Regions from separate parts of the Homo sapiens genome. Here regions 1 and 2 are each linked to region 3. A link is an interaction called in ENCODE POLR2A ChIA-PET data of the cell type or tissue named here. Cell type or tissue: GM12878. All regions are shown on one strand.

The links. ChIA-PET counts read pairs that join two places held together with the same protein. Peaks named below come from ENCODE experiments on the same cell type or tissue, not always from the same donor. Only the 100,000 strongest peaks of a DNase experiment are listed, where the experiment ranks them.
Region 1: POLR2A ChIA-PET joins it to region 3 with 5 read pairs; 3 of 35 experiments call an interaction of 5 or more read pairs at or near these places.
Region 2: POLR2A ChIA-PET joins it to region 3 with 5 read pairs; 3 of 35 experiments call an interaction of 5 or more read pairs at or near these places.

What each region holds. Positions count from the first base shown.
Region 1 is chr2:53,974,617-53,982,616 of GRCh38, forward strand. It overlaps a transcript of ACYP2 not described here. Among named protein-coding and RNA genes, the nearest start is that of PSME4, 7.6 kb to the left of the region's middle. In GM12878, no CTCF peak of the experiment used is centred here; no DNase peak of the experiment used is centred here.
Region 2 is chr2:54,592,691-54,600,690 of GRCh38, forward strand. SPTBN1 (spectrin beta, non-erythrocytic 1) reads left to right here. Exons shown (of 36, transcript NM_003128.3): 3 at 6,402-6,553. Among named protein-coding and RNA genes, the nearest start is that of SPTBN1-AS1, 38 kb to the left of the region's middle. RefSeq lists enhancers at 3,405-3,774, 4,839-4,888. In GM12878, no CTCF peak of the experiment used is centred here; no DNase peak of the experiment used is centred here; H3K4me3 peaks cover 444 bases; H3K27ac peaks cover 3,738 bases.
Region 3 is chr2:54,476,424-54,484,423 of GRCh38, forward strand. The region is part of intron 1 of SPTBN1 (spectrin beta, non-erythrocytic 1); the gene reads left to right. It also overlaps the pseudogene C9orf85P1. Among named protein-coding and RNA genes, the nearest start is that of SPTBN1, 24 kb to the left of the region's middle. RefSeq lists an enhancer at 7,975-8,000. In GM12878, no CTCF peak of the experiment used is centred here; a DNase peak (open chromatin) is centred at 3,755.

The DNA.
Region 1 (8,000 bases), 500 kb before region 3:
GATTTTTTCCCTAATACTGTTTAGTGGCCCAGGATTGTGTGACATACAGTATATACTAGTGACATACTAGTATAATAGAATGACAAAAGATCAAGATAATGTTTTTTATGTTGCCAGTAGTGATGGTAGTGTTAGCTATCATTCATTGAGCATTTCTGTCTGCCAGTGCTTTACCTACATTATCTCACTGAATTCTCTAGAGATAATTGAGTTGAGAATATTTGAAAGAGAGTGGTTAAAGTCTAAGTTTGGTTGACGTGTAAGTGAAGAGAGTAGAGAGCTAATAGGGAAGGAGAAGAGAGATGTCAAGACACTTACATGCTGATGAGCTATAAGGGAAAGATGAAAGGATTCGCCTGAGCAAGGGATCTAGAAGAATAGAAATGTTTGGATTTAAGATTTCGAAGAGACCAGCCTGGCCAATATGGTGACACCCCGTCTCTACTAAAAATACAAAAATTAGCCTGGCATGGTGGCGTGCGCCTGTAGTCCCAGCAACTCAGGAGGCTGAGGCAGAAGAATTGCTTGAACCCGGGAGGCAGAGGTTGCAGTGAGCTGAGATCACACCACTGCATTCCAACCTGGCGACAGAGCGAGACTCTGTCTCAAAAAAAAAAAAAAAAATTCAGAGAAGCAGTTCCAGATGACAATGAGCTCCCTAGAAACAAACATCTGAACTGGAAAAGTTGAAGAATTTACGGGAGCAAGCAAAATAAGGTCTCTTCCTCTTATTCTAAATAAAGTTTCATGGAGAACACTATTGAAATGCTTCCCAGTGAGAAAGTTAGAAGACCTTTCTTTCGGGGAGCTGGTCTGCTCATTAGTGGAGACAGTAACCCAAAGTCTGGGGTGGATTTTCTCTTCTCAGTCCAACTTGTTATCTCTTGAAGGTCAGGAGACACTGCCAAAGGATAACAGCACGTTATCCTTTTGAGGCTGGGCTGGGTGGCTCACGCCTGCAATCCCAGCACTTTGGAGAGACAAGGCAGGCGGATCACAAGGTCAGGAGATCAAGAGCATCCTGGCTACCACACTGAAACCCCGTCTCTACTAAAAATACAAAAAATTAGCTGGGTGTGGTGGCATGCACCTGTAGTCCCAGCTACTTGGGAGGCTGAGGCAGGAGAATCGCTTAAACCCGGGAGGCAGAGGTTGCAGTGAGCCAAGATCGCGCCACTGCACTCCAGCCTGGGTGACAGAGCGAGACTCTCAAACAAACAAACAAAAAAAACAGGATGTTATCCTTTTAACCAGACCTGGAGGGAGACACTGACTTCTTATCAGACCCTCAAGGAAACAGACTATAATCACTCTTCTTGCAAGACCCAGAAAATGCAGTGGCCCTTCAAAGAAAATATTCTAAAGAGAGAGGTTCCTTCTCCAGCTGGAGGGATTAGCAGAGACAATTTTCAATCAAATATTTATGTCTTTGATGTGCTTATTGGAACACTAATTAATCACTTATTAGCAGTGAACAAAAAATGACAGGTTATTAGTGTCACATCTTGCCCATCTTAGTTTTCTCTGTATATATGATATACTTGGGGCTAGAGATATATTGGCAAGTGAATGAATCTCTGTTGCCAGAAACATAATCTTTTTTTTCTTTTTTAGTCAGGGTTTCACTCTCTTACAGGCTGGAGTACAATGGCACAATCACAGCTCACTGCAGCCTCCACCTCCTGGGCTCAAGTGATTCTCCCACTTTGGCCTCCCAAGTAGCTGGGACTACAGGTGCATGCTACCATGTCCGGCTAATTTTTAATTTCTTGTAGAGATAGAGTCTCAATGTGTTGCCCGGGCAGGTCTTGAACTCCTGGACTCAAGCAATCTGCCCGCCTCAGCCTCCCAAAGTGCTGGGATTACAGGGGTTAGCCACCACACCTGGCCAGAAACGTAATCTTTAGAAGTATTTGAATTAGAATGATTCATTGCAATGTAATTAAATATCCAGACTTCTGCTGAATTGCAGTTATTAGAGGAACAAGAATATTAGATCTGGTCTGAAGATTTGGGAGGAAAAAAAGAATATTAGATCTGAGAAATGTTGAGTTTTTTCTAGTTCCTGTAGGATTTTTAAGTTTTGAATTTTTCCTTCAAAAATCATTTTCATCCAGCCATTGTATCTACTTCACTTCATTTGAACTAGAGTATATGTGGAGTTCAGTTTCTCATAAGGAAAATCACAGCTAAAGGAATGAATTTTTCTCTCATTATTTTAGGCATTTGTTAGGCATTCTGTCATTTCACTAAAATGTAGCCAGATGTGGGCTTCTTTTTGTTTATTTTTGGGGGGATTTGTATTTCTTGAATCAAAAGATTCATCTTCATCAATTATGCAAAATTTTCACTATTTTTTTGTAATTTCTTTGTACTCCTTGTAGAATTCCTATTAGACATTTGTTTTACCTTCTCATTCTAATATCCATATTTCTTTTCTTTTCTTTTTCAGATGGAGTCCTGCTCTGTTGCCCAGGCTGGTGTGCAGTGGCATGATCTGGGCTCACTGCAACCTCCACCTTCTGGGTTCAAGCAATTCTTCTGCCTCAGTTTCCCGAGTAGCTGGGACTACAGGCACCCGCCATCACGCCCAGCTAATTTTTTATATTTTTAGTAGAGACGGGGTTTCACATTTAGCCAGGATGGTCTCCATCTCCTGACCTCATGATCCGCCTGCCTCAGCCTCCCAAAGCGCTGGAATTACAGGCGTGAGCCGCCGCGCCTGGCCAGGCCTGGGAATTTAACCTGTGGAGAGTTCTGTTTTTATGCAGTATTTTACTTCCAACTCCCTTAGGTCTCAGCCTTCAACTTCTATCCCTGGGTAGATATTAAAACCCAAGTCACTGCCAGGCTCACACCTGTAATCCCAGCACTTTGGGAGGCTGAGGTGGGCAGATCACGAGGTCAAGAGTTTGAGACCAGCCTGACCAACATGGTGAAACCCCATGTCTACTAAAAATACAAAAAAATTAGCTGGGTGTGGTGGCATGCGCCTGTAATCCCAGCTACTCAGGAGGCTGCGGCAGGAGAATCGCTTGAACCTGGGAGAGGGAGGTTGCAGTGAGCTGAGATTGTGCCACTGCACTCCAGCCTGGGTGGCAGAGCAAGACTCCATCTCAAAAAAAAAAAAAAAAAGCCCAAGTCACTTGCTGTTTCTGGATCCAGTAACGCTGCCTCAAATTTGATTCAGTCACCTCACATACTTAACATTCTGGCTTTCCTTTCCTCTGTTTCTGGCATCTGGAGATTTCCTTTTTTTGTGTGTGAGCTCATTTATGGTTATCTGTTGTTATGTTTAATACAACCATTCCTGGCTGAGGCTGCCACATCTAGAGCTGGAAAACCATTAAGAAATAAACTTCTGGCTGGGCATGGTGGCTCACGCCTGTAATCCCAGCACTTTGGGAGGCTGAGGCAGGTGGATCACTTGAGGTCAGGAGTTCGAGATCAGCCTGGCCAACGTGAAGAAACCCCATCTCTACTAAAAATACAAAAATGAGCCGGGCATGGTGGCACACACCTGTAATCCCAACTATTTTGGAGGCTGAGACAGGAGAATTGCTTGAACTCAGGAGGCAGAGATTGCAGTGAGCTGAGATCGTGCCACTGCACTCCAGCCTGGGTGACAGAGTGAGACTCCATCTCAAAAAAAAAAAAAAAAAGAACTTCTAATTCTAAAATATTATAGAAATTATTGGGAGCAAAATGGAGTGACTGTGGATGATTAAGAGCTTTCTTAGAGTCCTCATCAAATCATGCAGGTGATTAATGATACCTGTCCACCAAGTTATATAGTCATGTACAGCATAATGATGTTTTGGTCAAGTAAGGACCACATAGACAGTGGTCCCACAAGATTATAATGGAGCTGAAAAGTTCCTATAACCGAGTGTGGGTAGCCTAGCACAAGGCAGTACTCACATGTTTGTGGTGATGCTGATGTGAACGAACCTACTACACTTCCAGTTTGTATAAGAGTATAGCACAGGCTGGGGGTAGTGGCTCACACCTGTAATTCCAGCACTTTGAGAGACCGAGGTGGGCAGATGGCTTGAGCTCAGGAGTTCACAACCAGCCTGGACAACATGACAAAACTCAAATATTCAAAAATATATATTTGCAACATGGCAAAACCTTCTACCAAAAATACAAAAACATTAGCCAGGTATGGTGGCACATTCCTGTGGTCCCAGCTACTCAGGAGTCTGAGGTGGGAGGATGGCCTAAGCCTGGGAGGCAGAGGTTGCACTGAGCTGAGATCGTGCCACTGCACTCCAGCCTGGATGACAGAGTAAGACCTCATCTCAAACTTAAAAAAAAGAGTATAGCATATACACTCATACAGCACGTGATACCTGATAATAATAAACGACTGTTACTAGTTTATGTATTTGCTATACTATACCTTGTATTGTTATTTTAAATTGTACTCCTTCTACTTATTAAAAAAAAAAAGGTAACTGTAAAACAGCCTCAGGCAGGTCCTTCAGTAGGGATTCGAGAAGGCATTATTATTATAGAAGATGAAAGCTCCATGCGTGTTATTGCCCTTGAAGACCTTCCAGTGCAACAAGATGTGGGGGTAGAACAGAGTGATATTAATGATCCTGACCCTGTGTAGGCCTAGGCTAATGTGTGTGTTTGTGTCTTCATTTTTAACAAAAAATACTTAAAAAGAAAAAATATATAAAAGTTTTAAAATAGAAAAGCACATAAAAAATTAGGATACAAGCTGGGTCTGGTGGCTCACGCTTGTAATCCCAGCACTTTGGGAGGCCGAGGAGGGCAGATCAAGAGATCAAGAAATTGAGACCATCCTAGCCAACATGATGAAATCCCATCTCTACTAAAAATAAAAAAATTAGCCAGGCATGGGGGTATGCACCTGTAGTCCCAGCTACTGTGGAGGCTGAGGCAGGAGAATCACTTGAACTCGGGAGGTGGAGGTTGCAGTGAGCCGAGATTGTGCCACTGCACTCCAGCCTGGCAACAGAGTGAGACTCTGTCTCAAAAATAAAAAAAAAAATTAAAAAAAAAGGATATGAAAATATTTCTGTACAGCAGTACAATGTGTGTGTGTTTTTTTGTTTTTGTTTTTGTTTTTAGATGGAGTCTCACTCTGTGGCTCAGGCTAGAGTGCAGTGGCGTGATCTTGGCTCCCTGCTACCTCCACCTCAAGGGATCCTCCCACCTCAGCCTCCCTAGTAGCTGGGATTAGAGGCTTGTGCCACCCTGCCTGGCTGTTTTGTATTTTTAGTAGAGACAAGGTTTCACCATGTTGGCCAGGCTGGTCTGGAGCTTCTGACCTCAAGTGATCCACCCGCCTTGGCCTCCCAAAGTGCTGGGATTATAGGCGTGAGCCACCACACCTGGCCGAATGTGTTTGTTTTTTTAAGCTAAGTATTATTACAAAAGAGTCAAAAAGTTAAAATTTAAAAGTTCATAGCTGGGCACCATGGCTCACATCTCTAATCCCAGCAGTTTGTGAGGCCAAGGCAGGAGGATCACTTGAGCCCAGGAATTCAAGACCAGCTATGTTACCAAGAGGCAACATAGCAAGACTCCATCTCTACAAAAAATTTAAAAATTAGCCAGGCGTTATGGAATGTGCCTGTAGTCCCAGCTACCTGGGAGGCTGAAGTGGGAGGACTGCTTAAACCTGGGAGGTGGAAGCTGTAGTGAGCCAGGATCTCACCACTGTGTTCCAGCCTGGGAGATAGAGTGAGACCCTGTCTCAAAAAAAAAATTTTTTTTTTTTATAAAAAGAAAAAGTTACAGTAAGCTAAATTTAATTTATTATTGAAGAAAGAAAATATTGAGTCCAGGAGCTGTGGTTCACACCTGTAATCCCAGCACTGTGGGAGGCCAAGGCAAGAGGATTGCTTGAGCTAGGAGTTCAAGATCAGGCTGGGCAACGTGGTGAGACCTCATCTCTATAAAAAATAAAAAAATAAAGAAAATACCATTTATAAATTTAGTGTAGCCTAAGCATACAGTGTTTATAAAGTCTACAGTGGTGTATAGTGACATCCTAGGCCTTCACATTCACCCACCACATACTCAGTCACTGACATAACCTAGAGCAAGTTCTAGTCCTACAGACTCCATTCATGGTAAGCGCCCTGTATAGGTGTACTTTTTTTTTTTTCTTTTTAGATAGGCTTTCACTCTGTTGCCCAGGTTGGAGTGCAATGGTGCAATCACAGCTCACTGCAGGGTTAACCTCCCTAGGCTCAGGTGATCCTCCCACCTCAGCCTCCCGAGTAGCTGTGACTACAGGTGTGTGCCACCATGTCCTGCTAATTTTCTATTTTTTGTAGAAATGGGGTTTTGCCGTGTTGCCCAACGTGGTCTCGAACTCCTGGGCTCATACCATTCACCCACCTCCACCTCATAAAATGCTTGGATTACAGGTGTGAGCCACCACACCGGAACAGATGTACCATTTTTTATCTTTTATACTGTATTTTTACTGCACCTCTTCTATGTTTAGATACACAACTACTTACCATTGTGTTACAATTGCCTGTAGTATTCAGTACGGACATGCTGTACAGATTTGTTGCCTAGAAGTGTTACACAGCCTAGAAGTGTTACCAGTGGAGGGTGTCCAGGTTTTTGGAATTTGAACAATGATTTGGACAAAGCACACAAAGCAAGGAAAGAATGAAGCAACAAAAGCAGAGATTTATTGAAAATGAAAGTACACTCCACAGGGTGGGAGTGGGCTGAGCATAGGGGCTCAATAATTTTCCTATTACAGAATTTTCTGGTTTCCCATTGTCCACTTGGTGTACCCCCTATGTAAGTGAAGTAGTGGCCCACAATCAGTCTGATTGGTTGTGGAAAGCAACCAATCAGAGGCTGAAGTGAAGTTACAAAGTTAAACTCCTAAGCAAAAGAAGACTTGGCTTGCAATCAGTCTGACTGGTTGCGGAAAGAAACCAGTCAGAGATACTTTCAATTTTCCATTTGCCACGCATAAAAAGGGGAGGGGGGTTGCAAAGGGAGTGGCCTCTGGTCCTTTTGTTACTTAGTTTTGGAAAGTTGGGGTTTTCCTTTAGATTTAGTTCTAGGAAGTCAGTGTGAATCAGCCTTAGGTTACCTGCCACCAGACCCTATTCTCCTGCCTCAGAAACAATAGGCTACACCATATAGCCAAGGTGTATAATAGGACACATAATCCAGGTTTGTGTAAGTACACTCTGATGTTTGTACAATGATGAAATCGCCTAACAATACATTTCTCAAACATATCTCCGTCATTAAGTGATGTATTTATTTAATGATAAAAAATTTATTAAAACGTTTATTTGATATTTAAATACTAAAAGAATTTTTCAGCACCACCAAAGCTTTTCGTGTTTCTTCTTTTTGTCAAGCTATGAATAATGTAGGAGGTGACAGCTTCCCTCATAATCAAATATAGTAAAGAGATGTATTTTTTAATGGTAATTGAAAAGATTCACAATAGAGTCAGTGAAGAGATAATAACTAATGCACAAAGAGGACGTACACTCTTTCCACCTACCCCCCAGTTTTTATATGTATAAATAGGACAGGCTTTGCTCACAGGCAGACAATGGGATTATCTGCATGCATAATTTGAATAGCCAGCAAGACATTCACACTTGATCACATCTGATATTTGAAATGCTACTATTTCCAATCTATTTCTTTGTACTAAGCAGAATACCTTTTGAAATTTACAGACACATAAAAGGTATAATATATCAAATCCCTAGTTCTCCAGTGTGTATTATATATTCATTAATTCAGTAAACATTTATTTATGTCCCCAGAGTGCCAAGTCAGAGATCGTTAGATGAATGACACAGTACCTGTCCTCAAGCAGTTCACTTTCTAGTAGACTGACAGATATGAAAACAGACAAAACTATAACCAAATGTCAGCTGGGGTTTACCTATATCTTAAGATCTCTAGATAAAACTAATTCAAACTCCCTTCCACCCACTGCCTAGAATTCAATCGCTCATCCA
Region 2 (8,000 bases), 120 kb after region 3:
CTCATCCTTTTTTTCTAATACATCTTCTAAGAATTTCAAGTTGTTTATCAGAAACCAAACAACAAAAGATAGTGAATCTCAGTATATGACAGGAGAAGGTGTAGCTATGCATCTTAATCCCTCTTGCCTGGCTGGAGTGGGAGAGAAAGAGCCGAGGACCTCACCACTACTGGCTGGTGACACTTAGCAGCCCTTAACCTCACTGAGCCTTGGGCTTTGCTAGAGATAACTCTAGCATCCCACCTACCTAATAGTTTGCTGTGAAGATCTAGTGAGCTTAGAGAAAGTATGAAGTGCCATTCAGATGCATGGCAATGTTATTGCAGACACACCATCTTATAAAATTCCATCTGGAGGAAGGAGCACCATACTAGGATTTCCCTTATAATTTACTCCTTCTGGGAATCAGAATCTGATGTAAATGCCACTCACTTGAGGGTGGGTTTCTTGTCTCAGTAGTTCTCATTGACAGTAGTTAGCTAATTTACTTATCTCTGAGCCTGTGGAACTAAAGGCTGAGCTGGTTGGGTCTTCACACTCAGAACCATTTCTGGTTCCTAGGTTCTCGGGGCTCCAAGGTCATTTTGGTAGAATTTGTGGTCCTGAGAAGCTTATTTTGAGACCATTGTTAGGAGCCCTTCTTTCTGTCTCCCACCCCTGTCATGTCACAGAGACAGCCTCACCACGTTCCTCCCACGGAGGGCTGCTGGTTCTTTTTGTCCTTTTTTCACTTTGTTTTCCACTTTCCTCCCTGGACTGCCAGAGCTGCAGCTGCCTCGAGTCCTGGGTTGTGTTGGTAGGTAAGTGATGTCCAGGCTGCCTAGAGGTGGGGTCCTCAGGTGTGATCTTGGATCCCACTTGTACCACATTGTACAGCATTGCAAAGAGGGGATGGTGAGAAGTGTTTGAACCTGAGGGCCTTTACATGGAGAAGTGAGGAGACCTATTCTGCATACTCTGAAGGTGGTGCAAGCCATAGTGGGCCACAGAGACAGGTCTAGTCTTGATGGAGACACCATCCCAACAGATGGAGAGTTACCCAATAATGCAGCAGACCCTTTACAAAATAAGGACTTGCGTTAGTTAGGATGGTGAGATGGTGGGTAATTCTAAGTCTTGTATCATGGAAACACTTTTTTTTTTTTTTTTTTTTTTTTTTTGAGACAGAGTCTTAACGCTGTCGCCCAGGCTGGAGTGCGGTGGCATGATCTTGGCTCACTGCAACCTCCGCCTCCCAGGTTCAAGTAGTTCTCCTGCCTCAGCCTCCTGAGTAGCTGGGTTACAGGTGCGTGCCACCATGCCCGGCTAATTTTTGTATTTTTAGTAGAGACGGGGTTTCACCATGTTGGTCAGGCTGGTCTTGAACTCCTGACCTCATGATCCGCCCACCTCGGCCTCCCAAAGCTGGGATTATAGGTGTGAGCCACTGTGTCTGGCAGAAACACTTTTTTAAATGTTGTGCGTGAGGCATTATTGCATAGTGGATGAGAACCAGGGCTCTGGAGCCAGCCTGCCTGGAGAGTTGCTGGCTCCTGCCTCATGGGGCAGTTGTGGGGATTGATTATAAGTGCAGTTAGCCCTCTGTATCTGCAGGTTCCTCATTTGTGGATTCAGCTGACAACAGAACGAAAATATTTGAAAAAAAAATTAACAATACAATAGAATACAAATAAGATGCAATATAGCAGCTGTTTACACAATATTTACATTGTATTAGTTATGAATAATCTAGAGATGATCTAAAGTATACAGGAAGATGTATGTTGGTTATAGGCAAATACTATATACCATGCTATATAAGGGACTTGAGCATAAGGAGTTTGGTTTCTGAGGGAGGTCCTGGAACAAATTCCCCGTAGATACTGGGATTAGATACGGAAGGACGACTGTGCCTGGGACATAGTAAGTGCTCAGTGAATGCTATAATTATATTTTAATAAAAAAGAAAAAAAGTCATTTTCTTTCCATACAACTATTAAACAACCTTCTGCCACACACACATAATTTCCTCATATTCTGGGATTTTTAAATAGCTGGCCCAGGTGTTGAAGAAGGGATTTTTTGAAAGAGAAGTGATTTACATAACTTCTAAATCTTGTTCAGTCCTGAGATTTTACGATTCCATGACCCTCTGGTAAGTTTCTTTTTTTTTTTTTTTTTTGAGACAGAGTTTCGCTCTTGTTGCCAAGGCTGGAGTGCAATGGCACAATCTCGGCTCACTGCAACCTTTTTCTCCTGGGTTCAAGTGATTCTCCTGCCTCAGCCTCACAAGTAGCTGGGATTAGAGGCATGTGCCACCACACCTGGCTAATTTTGTATTTTTAGTAGAGACAGAGTTTCACCATGTTGGTCAGGCTGGTCTCAAACTCCTGACCTCAGGAGATCCACCTCTCAGCCTCCCAAAGTGCTGGGATTACAGGCATGAGCCACTGCACCTGGCCAATTTCTTAAATGATTTGAATTAGTGAGACTATTTCTTTGCTGGAGAAAAGACGGAACTAATTTAGAGCAGTTACAACACTCTGGGCACTTTGATGTGCACTTTACCTCCTCTTGTTTGGTGCTGGGCAGTCTTTAGATGAGTCCTTATAATACGTAAGCTTAGTAAACTGCGGGAGGGTGGGGGCAAATATAGCTGAGAGATACCCCCAGAGGGCAGGGGCACAGAAGTGCTTGTTCCTTGGAGGCACCACTTACCAAGTTTGGGGCAGGGCTGGTTGGGAACCTACTGAAAGGTTTAGCTGCGTCAGCTTCTTGGGGAGGACTTGATAACAGCGATACAAGGCCCAGAAAAGGTAAACGGAGAATGGAAATGGTGTGAGGCACAGAAGTGCCCACCTCACATCGCCCAGACCCAGCCCGCCCCAGCTCCATGCTGCTGGTGCTGCTGCTCCTCTGCCTTGCAAAGGGCGTGCCCTTGGTGGCGTGAGTGGGCCTGAAGGCCGGCCATTTCTGCTGCCTTCGAGCTGACCTGCAGGTCATCAAAGAGAATGATGAAAGAATAGCAACCCACCTTGGAGGGGTGCTCTCTGGGGAGTGTCTTCCAAGATTTCTCAACCTAGCACCGCTGATATTTTGGGCCAGATAATTGTTTGTTATGGGAGCCATCCTGTGTACCGCAGGATGTTAAGCAGCATCCTGGGCCTCTACCCTCTAAATGCCAGTAGCATCTACCCATGAATCGTGACCATCAACACTGTATGTAGACATTGCCAAACTGCTAAATGTGCCGAGGAATCAAAATTGCCCCTGCTGGAGAACCTTGGGTCTAAATAACCAAACCAGTATGGAGCTTGTAAGTGCTACCTTTTTGTACCTTTTTGTACCTTTTGTACCGTGGTTGTAAGAAGCAACCACGGTTGCTTCATGCTCATAGGCCTGGAAGTCGGCTCACTGCCCTCTGCTGCCCCAACACCTCCTCACGCAGCTAGCCCCAGTCACAGCAGCTTGAGCTTGGAAGCACTCCTGGATTGCCTTTCATCGTCAGTGCCAAGGGCCTCCTGCTCCTCCTCAGACTGTCTGGCCCATATCCCCAAGCCTTGCTGGGTGGGGAGTGCAGGGGTGATGTCATTGTGCCTTCCCAGGATAGGTGGAACAAAGGAGGGAGTCCCCAAGGACCCGAAGCCTGATCCTCTACTGAGCCACCAAATAGATTTCTTTTCCCCTCTGTCTCCCTCCTTCCAACTTCATAAGCATTTGCTGTTCTCCAAGTGCTCCATTGTAAGAGGACACGCTAGTTGACTGGGGCTTTGTGTGTCTCTGTTGAGTCCGTTTCCTGCCCCTCGTGTGTTATGAGGGTGTTGATTCTGGTCTGGTCCCCGGATGGAATCTTCTGTGTCTTTTCCAACGTGGGGGTGTGAACCTGAGGAACTTAGACCCTGCGTGATTTTTCCAGCACTCTTGCACTTCGTGGGGCCTGCTCCTGACTGTGAGGAGAGTTCGAAGGGAGGGGAACAGGAAGAGAGGGCAGGAACACAAGAGCTTGTTTTTTTATTTTTGACATCTCTTCCTCCTCTTCTTTCCTCCCACCTACTTTGAGTTTCTAAGAACCATGATAGCCCTGGGGAGCCCTCCCGGCACAGATCTCAGTCTGTTTCAGCTCTGTTCTCTGCACCCACCCATGACCTCTCCATTTGCCTCTCTGTAGGGAGGAGGGTTGGGATTGGGCTGTAACTCTTTAGGACAGGGCACTAAGGAAGTATATTGACTGTTGTTTCTGGCAAATCCTCAGAGTTTCCTTGTGAAAGAACCTGTTAATTCAAAACCTGAAAGAAGTCTGGGTGCTCCTTTAGTGAGAGATTCACCCAAAAGAGTGACAATTGGCTGAGGAACACATTTTGTGCTTGTTTATTTAGAAATATTTTAATCCAAGCAGGTTTTCATTTTGATCTTGCTCCCTTGCTTCATTAAAGACATTTTCTGACTCCAGTATAACGCATAAAGGATTTTATAATTCACAAAAAAAATTGTTAACCCTAAATACATATAAACTATGAGTTACTTGCCTCCTTGATAAGAGGCCATCTGTGAAATGCACCTTACATATTCTGCTCTAGACCTGCTCTTTCAGAATGGCCAAGCTTAGCCCCAGAATTACAGCTCCTGAGTCACTGTAGTAAAGTTGCCATCCATCACAATGATTACGTGATCAATAATGCATGTGGTCTTTTCTGTGGGACCTGTCATGATGTTATTGGTGCAGCTGCTTCTCCACTGCAGCCTGCCCCTTACTGTCTTTTTCTGCTTCCTCTAATCCTGTCCTTTTTGATCCTGTGTTTCTGGTTGGCCTTTGTCCCTGGGGAAGGGCCCTCCTTCTGTCTGGATGGGTAGGTCCTTTTTGGGAAAGGCAGGACCTCAAGGAGCCGCTGACTGTAGCAGGTGGCCGGGGATCTTGGCAGGTGCCCCAGCTGATTCTCCTGCCAGGTCGGCAGCTGTAAAACCTCAACCAATGTCATCTCTGCCTCATTCCCTCCCTGTGGTGGGTGGTGGAGTGAGTTTAGCAAAGCCTTCAGACAGACCTTCCCAGGGTGTTGGGCTGTTTGCTGTCCTTCTGGCCAACCTGAGAACCCAGTACTCTCAGGCGACTGGGCACATGCCTTATTAGCAAGGGTGGCTTTTTAGTTGTTACCCCCACCCAGTGGTTTTGAAATACATGCCAAATTGTTGAGCTATCTGCTTTTTTTTTTTTTTTTTTTTTTTGTAGATTCGTGTGTAATTATTTTTGTCATTTGGGTTTGCACTAGGAGTAGGTCTTAGATTTTTGGCATAAATTCATGCTGGTGGAACTAGATATAGTGTATGTAACATAGAGAACAGAGTCAGGGAGTAAGAGTGGTTGGGTCCAGGGTACGTTCTGTGGATGTCTGTTGAAGGTCTTCAGCAACCTATGTTTAGAACATTCTGCAGAGGCAAGAAGTTTGAAAGCCTATTTGTATGGTATGTGAAGGCCAGTTCTGGGCAAATATGTCTAGAGTTTTATACCTTAAATTGGACAGAATTTGATTACTGAGCTTTGAAAAACCTTTAACACTGTTTCCTGGATGACTTGAATGTACAACAATCACGCTTTAGACCATAAATCAGCAGTTGCCTTTTCAGCGAAGGATCACAGTATGGAGATTATATTTTTCTTCTCCTTTTATAGAAGAGAACATTGAATCCTGTGTTGAGTCACATTTTTGTTGAAACCTTGGGCCCAGACCCTGCTTTCCCGATGCCTGCAAAGACTTCCCGATGCCTGCGATGTCTTTGCACTCTACCATGTTGCTTGCCATTTTCTTTTGTTGTTCATGGTGTGTGTGACTGAGCAGGTGAAGACGGTCATTGCCAAGGTCATGAGTTAATTTATCTTGTCCAGTGTTGCCCAATCCTTTGTAGATGAGGGAAGCAGTTTTCTGCTGTCTCATGAGATTTCCTACCCTACACCCTTTAATATACTCACCTTTTGGAGGAATAATAGCTGTAACATGTATGTAGGAAGCTTTACCAGTCAAGTATTATGGTATAGGGCAGGACTGCAAAGGACCCTGTTGTCATCTGCATCCTGCTGCCTCTTCAGCAGGGATGGGAGAAAAGAAAGGGGAGCAAAGGATGTTCTGCTGGCAGTGTGCCTGGGAGCTCACATGTTTAAGGACTGGACAGTTCCTACACAGATGCTCCTTGACTTATGAGATTATATCCCAGTAAACCCATCGTAAAGTCAAAAAATTGTAAGTTGAACCATCAGTAATCAGTGTTCTTTCTCAAAGACATGACCGCAGTTAAGGGGCGCTAAGTAGAGGTGTCCTTGGAGGTCAGTTTTGCTGACCTTCCTCTGGCTGGGGTCTTGTGGCCCTGCTAGCATGTGCCTGCTCCTGCCAGTTCTGTGGTCAATGGTAAAACAAGTTCTTCTCTGCTTGCAGATGAGCGTGAAGCCGTGCAGAAGAAGACCTTCACCAAGTGGGTCAATTCCCACCTTGCCCGTGTGTCCTGCCGGATCACAGACCTGTACACTGACCTTCGAGATGGACGGATGCTCATCAAGCTGCTGGAGGTCCTCTCTGGAGAGAGGCTGGTGAGTGGAGACCTTAGGAAGTGCCGTGTGTTGTAGGTGGAAAATATTTTTGAAAAATCAAGTGTGACTTGTCTCCTGTTGAATTCTGCACTTAATGGTTGATAGTTTTGAGGAGAATCTTGAGAAGTGAGTTGAGCGCTTCAGGGAGAGCCTTAGTGTCACATTCTGAGCGTGGATGATGTTCTTGAGCTGTAATAAAGCCACTTTGTTCTGGTAATTTGCAAGGTTGCCACCTTTGGTCAGAAAGAACTTGGCTGGGGTTCCTGCCAAGAACAGGGCATGGTGCTGGAATTTGAAGGGCCAGGCTTGGGCGCTGGCTTCTAGATGAACCTGTGTCCCACATGCGATGATGGAATGTTTTCTAAATTTGTGTCTTTCTGGTTGTCTAGAAAATCTGAGCTGCCATCTTAAGGTGGCAAGCATTGAATTCAGTGGCCACTGATGTTTTCTTCCCTGCACGCTTTTTATTTTGGGAGTGGAGGGAGAAGCTGGTGTTTTGTCATCTCCTTGGGAAAGGAGCTTCTGATGAATTCACCCTGCCTTTTCAGGCAGGAAAGTTGTCAGCCTGCAATGAAAATTGTATCCCCAATCTGTTTCCCAGAGCTGCTGCGGCCCTCTCTGATGTGACTCTTGTTTATGCACCTTATACCAAAGAAGCTTAAAGCAGTCACTGTGACTGATCCAACAGGTTTTGTCTCACCTTGGTTTGAAAATGGTTGCTGTATCCTCCCAGAGCACATGTAGTGCCATAGGTGGAAGTGGTGCCGAGCCAGAAGCCAACGCCCAGAATGGAGACCACATCTGTACTGACATCACCAGGAAAATATGATGCTGGCAGTTGGCAGGGCTGCCAGAAAGCCTTATTTTTAACTTGATCTCCACCCTGTAGCTTGCCAGCCGCAGTAGGCCTGTGTGCAGACCTGCCCCACACCTCTGACCGCAGGCAAGGGTCTAAGGTTGTCCCTTGTCCTATTTGTTATCAGCTCAGAGACAGACTGCCTCTTTGAGTCTGGGTTGAAATGGAGCCAGAAAAGTATTCTCTTCCCTGCCCTTCAGTTCAAGAACAGGGCTCTCCAGAAGATAGTGAAGCCCTGTCTTCTCTGTAGTGAGTTTCATCCATGCCCTTTGTTCCTGAGCATGTAGGTCTTGTGGCCTCATTTTCTGTGAGGGTTTGTCGGTCACACTAGACAAACTAGACAAATAACGGAGACCCCTGCTCAAAACCATGATGGCTATAAGAAGGCAGTTGATTTGTGGTCTGGGGGTGAGGGAGTGGACCCACATGGGGAGTTTGAACAGGCCATTTATTGCATTTTGATTTGATTTTCCAAAGTGAGTCTTGTTTGAGAGCCTAGACTAGAATTATTGTGATATGCAGCTTTAAGTATAATTTTTATAACCAGACTTCCTTTGTCTACCTCTCAACCTTTTTTTGTTTCTTAGTGTT
Region 3 (8,000 bases):
TTGCAGTATGTTCACATGTACTGTTGATAAAGGGCATCTCCTGGTCAAGTAAATCTGGAGAATGCTGGGCTTAATAACATGTACTAGGCCTCTTTAGTGAAGGTCGTCTCCGAGCTGTTGTATCCTAACAGGCATTCTGGAGGTGGAGAGTAACATACGATGTTTCCCAAACTTACCTGACCTTTGAATTATTTTCTTACTTTTCATAGCCTCTCTCGGATGCAGGTTTTGTTGAACATGCTTTGGGATACCCTAATTTGTCTAACTTGTTCTCATACAAAGCAAGTATTTGGAATTGCATTTTAATTAATACTTGCATTGGGAAGAAGCTTTGTTTTTATTGTTTGTTAAAAGAGTTGACTATTTGAAGAGAGATTTTTTCTATTGCAAATCAAATTGCAGGCAGTGTTTTTAAAAATTAGTTATTACTGGTTACATGCCTGTGTTGAATCCATAGGACTTTTTCTTCATTTAGTTGCCTTTGTGTTCTAAACTTACCATTGAAAAGAGAAAGGTAAATAAACTTTGACCACATATCTTAGTGGTTATAAAAAAATTAAATTGGTTTGGACAGATGGTCCAAACACACCGAGTTTTTTTTTTATTGGCTTCAGTGTTTTTCTTGGTTCTCTTTGACTTTCTGTAACAAGTTTTCTAGAAGTTTTGAAATGAGATACTACTGAAATGAGGGCTCTGATAAGAAACAGAGAGATAACTTTTGTCAAGAGGTATTAAATATTTCTCTACCAGAAGACTTTGGATTTAAACACAACATTTGTTGCCAGGGATTTTATGCCTGCGTATGTAACAAATCTTAGTATGGAAGTTTTCACTTAAAATGGCTGTAAACTTCATGTAATAAACTTTAGGTAAGAAGGAGCAGCCTCCCCAACCCCCGTTTTGTAACTGTACATGGGTAAAACTTGATAAAGACTAAACTCTCTAACTCCCCAGACTTTCGGATTTGTGGCATTACCTTTTTTTTTTTTTTTAATTAATTAATTCACTTTCTATTAGAAATCATGTTAAATCCAGGCCAAGAATTCTTTTTTCATTTTCTGTTTTGTTTGCTTTTTTCCTTTGTGAGTAAACAGGTGCGAAGGACAATTGCTGTTTTATGACAGGAAACACACTTTTAAAGCTGTCAGTTACCTCACAGCCCCACCCTACCCTTTTCCTGCTGCCATTACGATTAAGACTGACTGGTAGGCTGGGCGCGGTGGCTCATGCCTGTAATCCCAGCACTTTGGGAGGCTGAGGTGGGCGGAGCACGAGGTCAGGAGTTCGAGACCAGCCTGGCTAATATGGTGAAACCCCGTCTCTACTAAAAATGCAAAAATTAGCTGGCATGGTGGCGGGTGCCCGTTATCCCAGCTACTCAGGAGGCTGAGGCAGGAGAATTGCTTGAACCTGGGAGGCGGAGGTTGCAGTGAGCCAAGATCATGCCGCTGCATTCCAGCCTGGGTGACAGAGTAAGAGTCCATCTCAAAAAAAAAAAGACTGGTAGTAGACTTTGCTTTTTAAAGGTGACTTGGGAGGATTTGAGGCAGAGAAAACCTTCTTCAGAGCCACAGTTCCCAGTCTTATCCTTTTTGTTGATACCAGTATTGTGGAAAAAGCATTCATGACCCATCACAAAAACATACATTAAGAAAACATTTTTCACATGGTCTGAGGCTGACAGGAATCAGGCTTAATGTATCCAGGGATATGACAAACATGGGAACCTGCACCAGTTGCCACAGAGCTGTCCGATCCTGGTCCCAGGGCCCTTGTCTGTGGCAGGTCTTCCCCGGGGAAGAGATTTCACTCTCTTATGAGAACGCTCGTGTTTCATGCCCTCAGATGCTTGTGTCAGGTTCCAGTGATGGTAGCCTTGGAGTAAGTCTGCCTTTGAGAGAGGATTGTTTTTTTTCCTCACTCTTCAAGGACCTGTAGTGGGTCCCCTGATGGGCCACCCTCTGGACCTGGTCAAATGTTGGGGAGTTTCGTGGAAGAGCAGTGTTTTCACATTACAGGGTGCAGCTCACAGTCAGAAAGATTGTAGAGGATCATAGAATTGGAAGTTTTGGGTCTGGGCCGAACCCTGTAGATCTTAGTACATCCACATGATTGTATCAAAGAAGAGTCCAGAGCTCCGAGAGGCTAGGTGCAATCACACAGCTTCACACAAGAGTAAGGGCTGAAACTATTGCTGTTAACAGATATGTGGAAGTACTTGGTGTCCTTGCAACTATTTCCAGTGTGCTGAACCTTGAAAGGCATCTTACTTCTGCTAATTGGAACCACTTGGGATGCATTTTAAAATTATATAAATGAAGTAAGCCTACAAGTTTATGCTCATGTTTACTGTTTTCATGTTGTCAAACTGTTAATAGCATGAATGGTTAAACATTTGCTGGGAAAATAGAAAGTGTTCTGAAAATACACAATACCAGAGATAAAAAAAGATGTATGTACGTATATGTGAGTGTGTGTGTATATATATGTGTATATATATATATGTTTTATTACTAGGGAAAGGAGGAAAGCCCATTGTGTATGGAACTAAAAGCCAGAACCTACTGCATGTCCACCTTTGTTTTAATAAAAATAACAAACAACTGAGTGTCCTGGCTGCCTGGCCAGGCTGAAGGAAAGTAAAGGTTGTTTTAAAATAGAAAAAGATCTGGTTAAATATTTGACCAGATACTTTGATTAAGTTGAAATGTTTAAACATTTTCAGGCCCAGGGATGTCAGTGAAGGCTGACTGCAGAGTCTTCTCTGCCTGCAGATGACTTGTGTTGTGTATAGCAATGATTTAAAGGCAAATAAAGTATAGTTATAGAAAACATGACCCTTACCAACCGCCTCCCCCCCAAGTTGGTTTGTAACCATGTAAGAAATCTAAGGTATGATTGGTAAAATTAAATAAATAAATCCCATTGTTCCAGTCCTCTTCTGTGGAAGGTAGGACTTGGGAGGGAGTATTTTACAGTGGTTAGGTTCTGTTTCTTGGAGCCACACTGCCTGGTTGGAACCCTGCCTCTGCTGGTTACTGACTGTGGTCTTTGGTAGGTGAACACATAATTTATTATCCAAACTAGGTAATTTATGAGAATGAAAGGAGACACTTTTAATAGTTGTACCAGTACAGCAGGCATAAACTAGGAAGGTCTGAGGCAAACCAGATAACATGGTCACTCTAGTCTTAACGAAGTTACCTAATCTTGGTGTCTTGGTTTCTTCACATTGTGGAAGGGACATGACTCACTTCCTAGGGTGTTAAGATTAAATGCAATAAAACATGTAAAGTTTTGCAATGTTGTTTGGCACATAGCTATTCAATAGTTGTAGCTATTTAAAAAATTATTTAGGGTACTTAATTCATGTAATAACCATTTAAGTATTCAGTTCGCTTTCTATTATCTTTATATTATTTCTCCCAAGCAAATTTTGCTTTTTTTTTTTCCAAGAGGCAAGGTCTCACTGTGTTGCCCAGGCTGGCCTCTAACTCCTGCGCTCAAGTGATCTTCCTGCTTCAGCCTTCCAAGCAAACTTTGCTTTTAATAACATTAATATTTACTAATGGCTTATTCCATTTATGGCACCTGCTCAAACTTAATTGCTTGCTTTATCTGAGCCCTTTCCTCAGATAAAGGCTCAGAAAGTAAAATTGACTTTTACTTTTTCAGCTACGTGTATATGTGGCACTTAATTATATAATTAGCACCTGTGGCCCAGAGATGGGTGCTGGGTATTGGGACACTCATTTATCAGGTTGTGTGTAATTAGCATCTACACTGGAAAGCACCTTTTGAACAGCTGGCGCTGAGATACAGAATGGTTGGGAGGTTGAGTGGGTGGGGAGTGGCAAAGCCCAACCTCTTCTGCCTCTTTTAAAAGTTGGATTTTTCCCAGAGTAGTGATATGCAGGGTTGCCAGATTTAGGAAAAACAAAATCAAACAAAAAAGAAGCCAGAATGCCTGGTTAAATTTTAATTTCAGATGAACAACACATCGTTTTTTAGTGTAAGTTTGTCTTATGCAGTATTTGAGACATACTTATCCTAAAAATTCATTGTTTATCTGAAATTCAGCTTTAACTTGATGTCCAGTATTTATCTAGCAATCCTAGTTTTGTAATCCGAAAGAATTTTTATTCTATTCAGTATAACCCACATTCAGATGTATATGAAACATGTAGTCCAGATCCTTTTATAAGTATTGTGTTAATTTTTTAAAAAATCCATGTTGTCTACCCTCCATTGGAATGGATGGTTGAGAAGTCATCACTGAGTTGCTGCTGCTGGTTCCCACAAAGGCCAAGATGAAAAAGAATTCAGTCTGGTTTGCCACAGCAGCAGGGATTTACATTTGCTCTTTGAGAACTTATTGGCTGTGAATGTGGATGAACTTAAGCCAGCTCTTCTTCCTTGCAGGGGAGTCCATTAGTTAAGGTGACTTATTGAAGCCCTGGCCAGCTCTAGGAGTTCTCGGTTTTATAATTGAATTACTTTAGTAATATTAAATAATTTGGGGAGGGGGTTAATTTTGGGTCATTTATATTTCACTTGTCAATGTAGAGGGAGCTACTTTTATTGTCATTAAGAGTGACATTCATCCTGGTGCCATGGTGAGCACCTGTGGTCTTAGCTACTTGGGAAGCTGAGGTGGGAGGATCACTTGAGCCCAGGAGTTTGAGGCCAGCCTGGCAACAAACAAAATCCACATCTCTAAGTAATAATGATGATGATGATAATAAAATCCTAGAAATGAAGAACAGGTTTGGAAAAAAAAAAAAGTAACCTTCAGATACTCTTCCCATTAGAATCTCTCTTGCTGTTTTTGATTTTCAGCAGTGCTGCCCAGAAAGTGCTGGTGAGCTTTTTGCCCCAGCTTTGGAACTCTATCAGCAGTCAACCCTGAAGGGCATGGCATGCCTTTGGGAAATGCTGATTGGAAGATTAGAGGCTGCAGAAACCTGAGTGTGTGTGTGTGTGTGTGTGTGTGTGTGTGTGTGTGTGTGTGTGTGTGTTTTGTTTTGTTTGTTTGTTTGTTTGTTTTCCAAACTCTGGATATGATGCCTCTGTTAAACCAAGTCCCTGAGGAAAAGCTTCACCAGATTAATGATACACTTGGTGAAATTAGTAATGGCAAGTAAAGGTTGAGATTTGTGCCTGCTGGACAAGAGTGAGCCAGAGCAAATGGATTTTGGACCAATACCGGCTTTTTAATTGCTGCCATTTAAAGAGTTTAATGTCCCCAGTGAAAAAGCACAGGTTTCAGATAATCTTTTGAAGAAAAATGCATAGTGGTAAGAGCTTACTGTTAGGCGCAGAGAGTGTGTGGATGGGTTAGCCAAGGGAAGGAATCCAATTAAAGCTGTTTGTTCGGAGTACTAGATTTGGAGGTGTGTTTTATTGTTAACTGGTAACTTTCCAGAAAATGAATTATTTGTATATAAAGATTGATACTAGCCAGGCTTTATATACTGACAGTTATTTGTAAAACCTCTTTGCTTCCTCCTTTTACCTTCTTTTCTGAGCTGTCTCTTTTCCTCCGCATGGCTTCCTTTATAAAGCAGCCCATTTTTTGGACATGGTTTTGCTATTGATGAGCCTGAGGTGTGGCATAGTACCACAGGATTGCATGATGAGTGGGATATTTGGCCTCATTATTTACATGGCTTAGTTTTTGGTGTTTGAAGTGCCTGGTCGGATAGGGATTGACTATTAATGGTAGACATTTTCACATTTTGGAGCACTGATCCTCAATCTTGGCAGCGCATTGGCATCCCCTGAGGAGACTTAAAAAAATGCAGGTGTCAGCCGGGCATGGTGGCTCATGCCTGAAATTCCATTGCTTTGGGAGGCTGAGGAGGGAGGATCACTTGAGTCCAGAAGTTCAAGACCAGCTTGGGCAACATAGCAAGACCTCATCTCTACAGCAGGAAAAAAAAAAAAAGAAAAAATTAGAAACAATTAGAGAAAAAATGCAGATGTCTGGGTCCCACTTCCAGAGAATCTGATTGAATTGTCTGGGATACAGAATGGGCACCAGGACTTGCAAGAGGTCCTCAGGTGATTGTAACATAAGCCAAGTATGCATGCTATCCTCTGGCCTCCCCTCAAAATTATGTCTCTGGCCTGTGCTGTCCAGTAGGGAGCCATGAGCACCAGGAAGTTACTTATGTTTATGTGAATTAAAATGAAGTAAACTGAAACTTCATTTCCTCAGTCACACTAGCCACATTTCGAATGCTCAGTAGCCACACATGGCTCATGGCTGCCCTGTTGGATAGTATAGATATAGAACATTTCCATCACAGCAGACAGTTTCATTGGGCAGCCTAGATCTAGGGTGTCAACAAAACATGGGAGGAGCATGAACATTTAAGAAGCCTGACACAGGAAGGACAGGCTTGGAATAAGTAATCCCACAGGACTTGGCAGTACTGAGTCACTCCATACTTTTTTAAGCAGCCTTTTTCTCAATGGTCTTTTGGCACCAGAAGCCCCACAGCAGTTGGTGCAATGGATTATGTGTCACATCTTACAGAAAGGCCCCGTTTAAAGCAGGCTGGCCCGAAGGGGTGTGGTGAGGACTGGGGGCAGGCAAATGTGACCCTGAGGAGGCCGGGCCAGGGAAGAGAGAATGCAGCTTTATTCTTTCAGAGCCGAGGAATGCCCTGGAAGGGAACCGAAGCCTGAGTATTGGGGTTAAACTAGGTGAGAGGAGATTTTTATCTCTTCTGCTGGAGAAAGACCTGCCTCAATAGTTTGCCTCTGCTGGCTCATCTCTAGTGTGTGGGAAACAAGGACAGTGCTAGCACATATTTCCCGTGAAATAAACTCCCATTATGGGCCCCCATGTTCTTGGAGCACTGGGCACCACGGGGTTAAGAATGGAATCAATTATGTTCCATGTTTGTTCAGACATAGCACATAAGATCCAAGGAAGGTAGGGTCACGGAAAAGCGAGGGGTTAGAGGAAACATGAAGTGTATACCAAAGGATGCGGATTTTCTACCCGTTGCTTCCCTCAGCAGGACCTTTTTGGAGATTGTTCCTCCTGCAGGCGTGAGAAACCCTCACGTGGAGAGGCTGTCTGGAAGCCCGCAGTCTGGTCTGTACCATCCAGGCTCTTTGCTGTGCCTTCCTGTCTCCTGCATTTCGCTGGACATTAGCACCTCCCCAGGAGCAGATTTCTGTTGCTTTCTGTGAGCCCACTATAAAGAAAATGCCAAGTGTTCCTGGGCACAGGAAGTGGGTAGGAAGAGCTCTGAGAATGCATGGATCAAAGGCACTTGGGTGATTTAGGGGTGTGACCCCCAGTGGCTTCACAGGGCCTGTGAGTCATTTCAAAGAGTTTCTCCTGTTTTGTCATTGTCTGCTGTTAAACCAGGGTGAAGTTTAAGTGCCTGTTGCAGACCTTATTGCCTTCTTGCTTTGTTCCGCTGGTCAGGTTAGTGTTCTTGACGGGGTTGTATCCAAATATCTGTATTGGGGCTGGGCATGGTAGCTCATGCCTGTAATTCTAGCACTTTGGGGGGCTGAGGCAGTCAGATCACCTGAGCCCAGGGGTTCGAGACCAGCCTGGGAAACATGGTGAAACTCTGTCTCTGCAAAAAATACAAAAATTGGCTGGGCATGGTGGTATGTGCCTGTGCCTTGGGAGGCTGAGGTTGGAGGATTACTTGAGCTCAGGAGGCAGAGGTTGCAGTGAGCTGTGATTGCACCACTGCACTCCATCCTGGGGGACAGAGTGAGACCCTGTCTCAACAACAAAACAAAACCAAATATGTCTGTTGGCAAGTGATAACTGCACGGTATTAACTGCCTTTCTCTGAGAAATAAATTATCGGGGCCCTCCTAGGACTTTTATATGCTTGGGAATTGTGTTTATTTTCCTCTCATTCACTTCAGTCCTGCTCTTGACTGCCAGAAGAGGCCTGCTCTCCTTCCTTTCCCATTGTCAGTAAATTTTAGACTTTTTGTTAGTACTCATCTGCTATTTT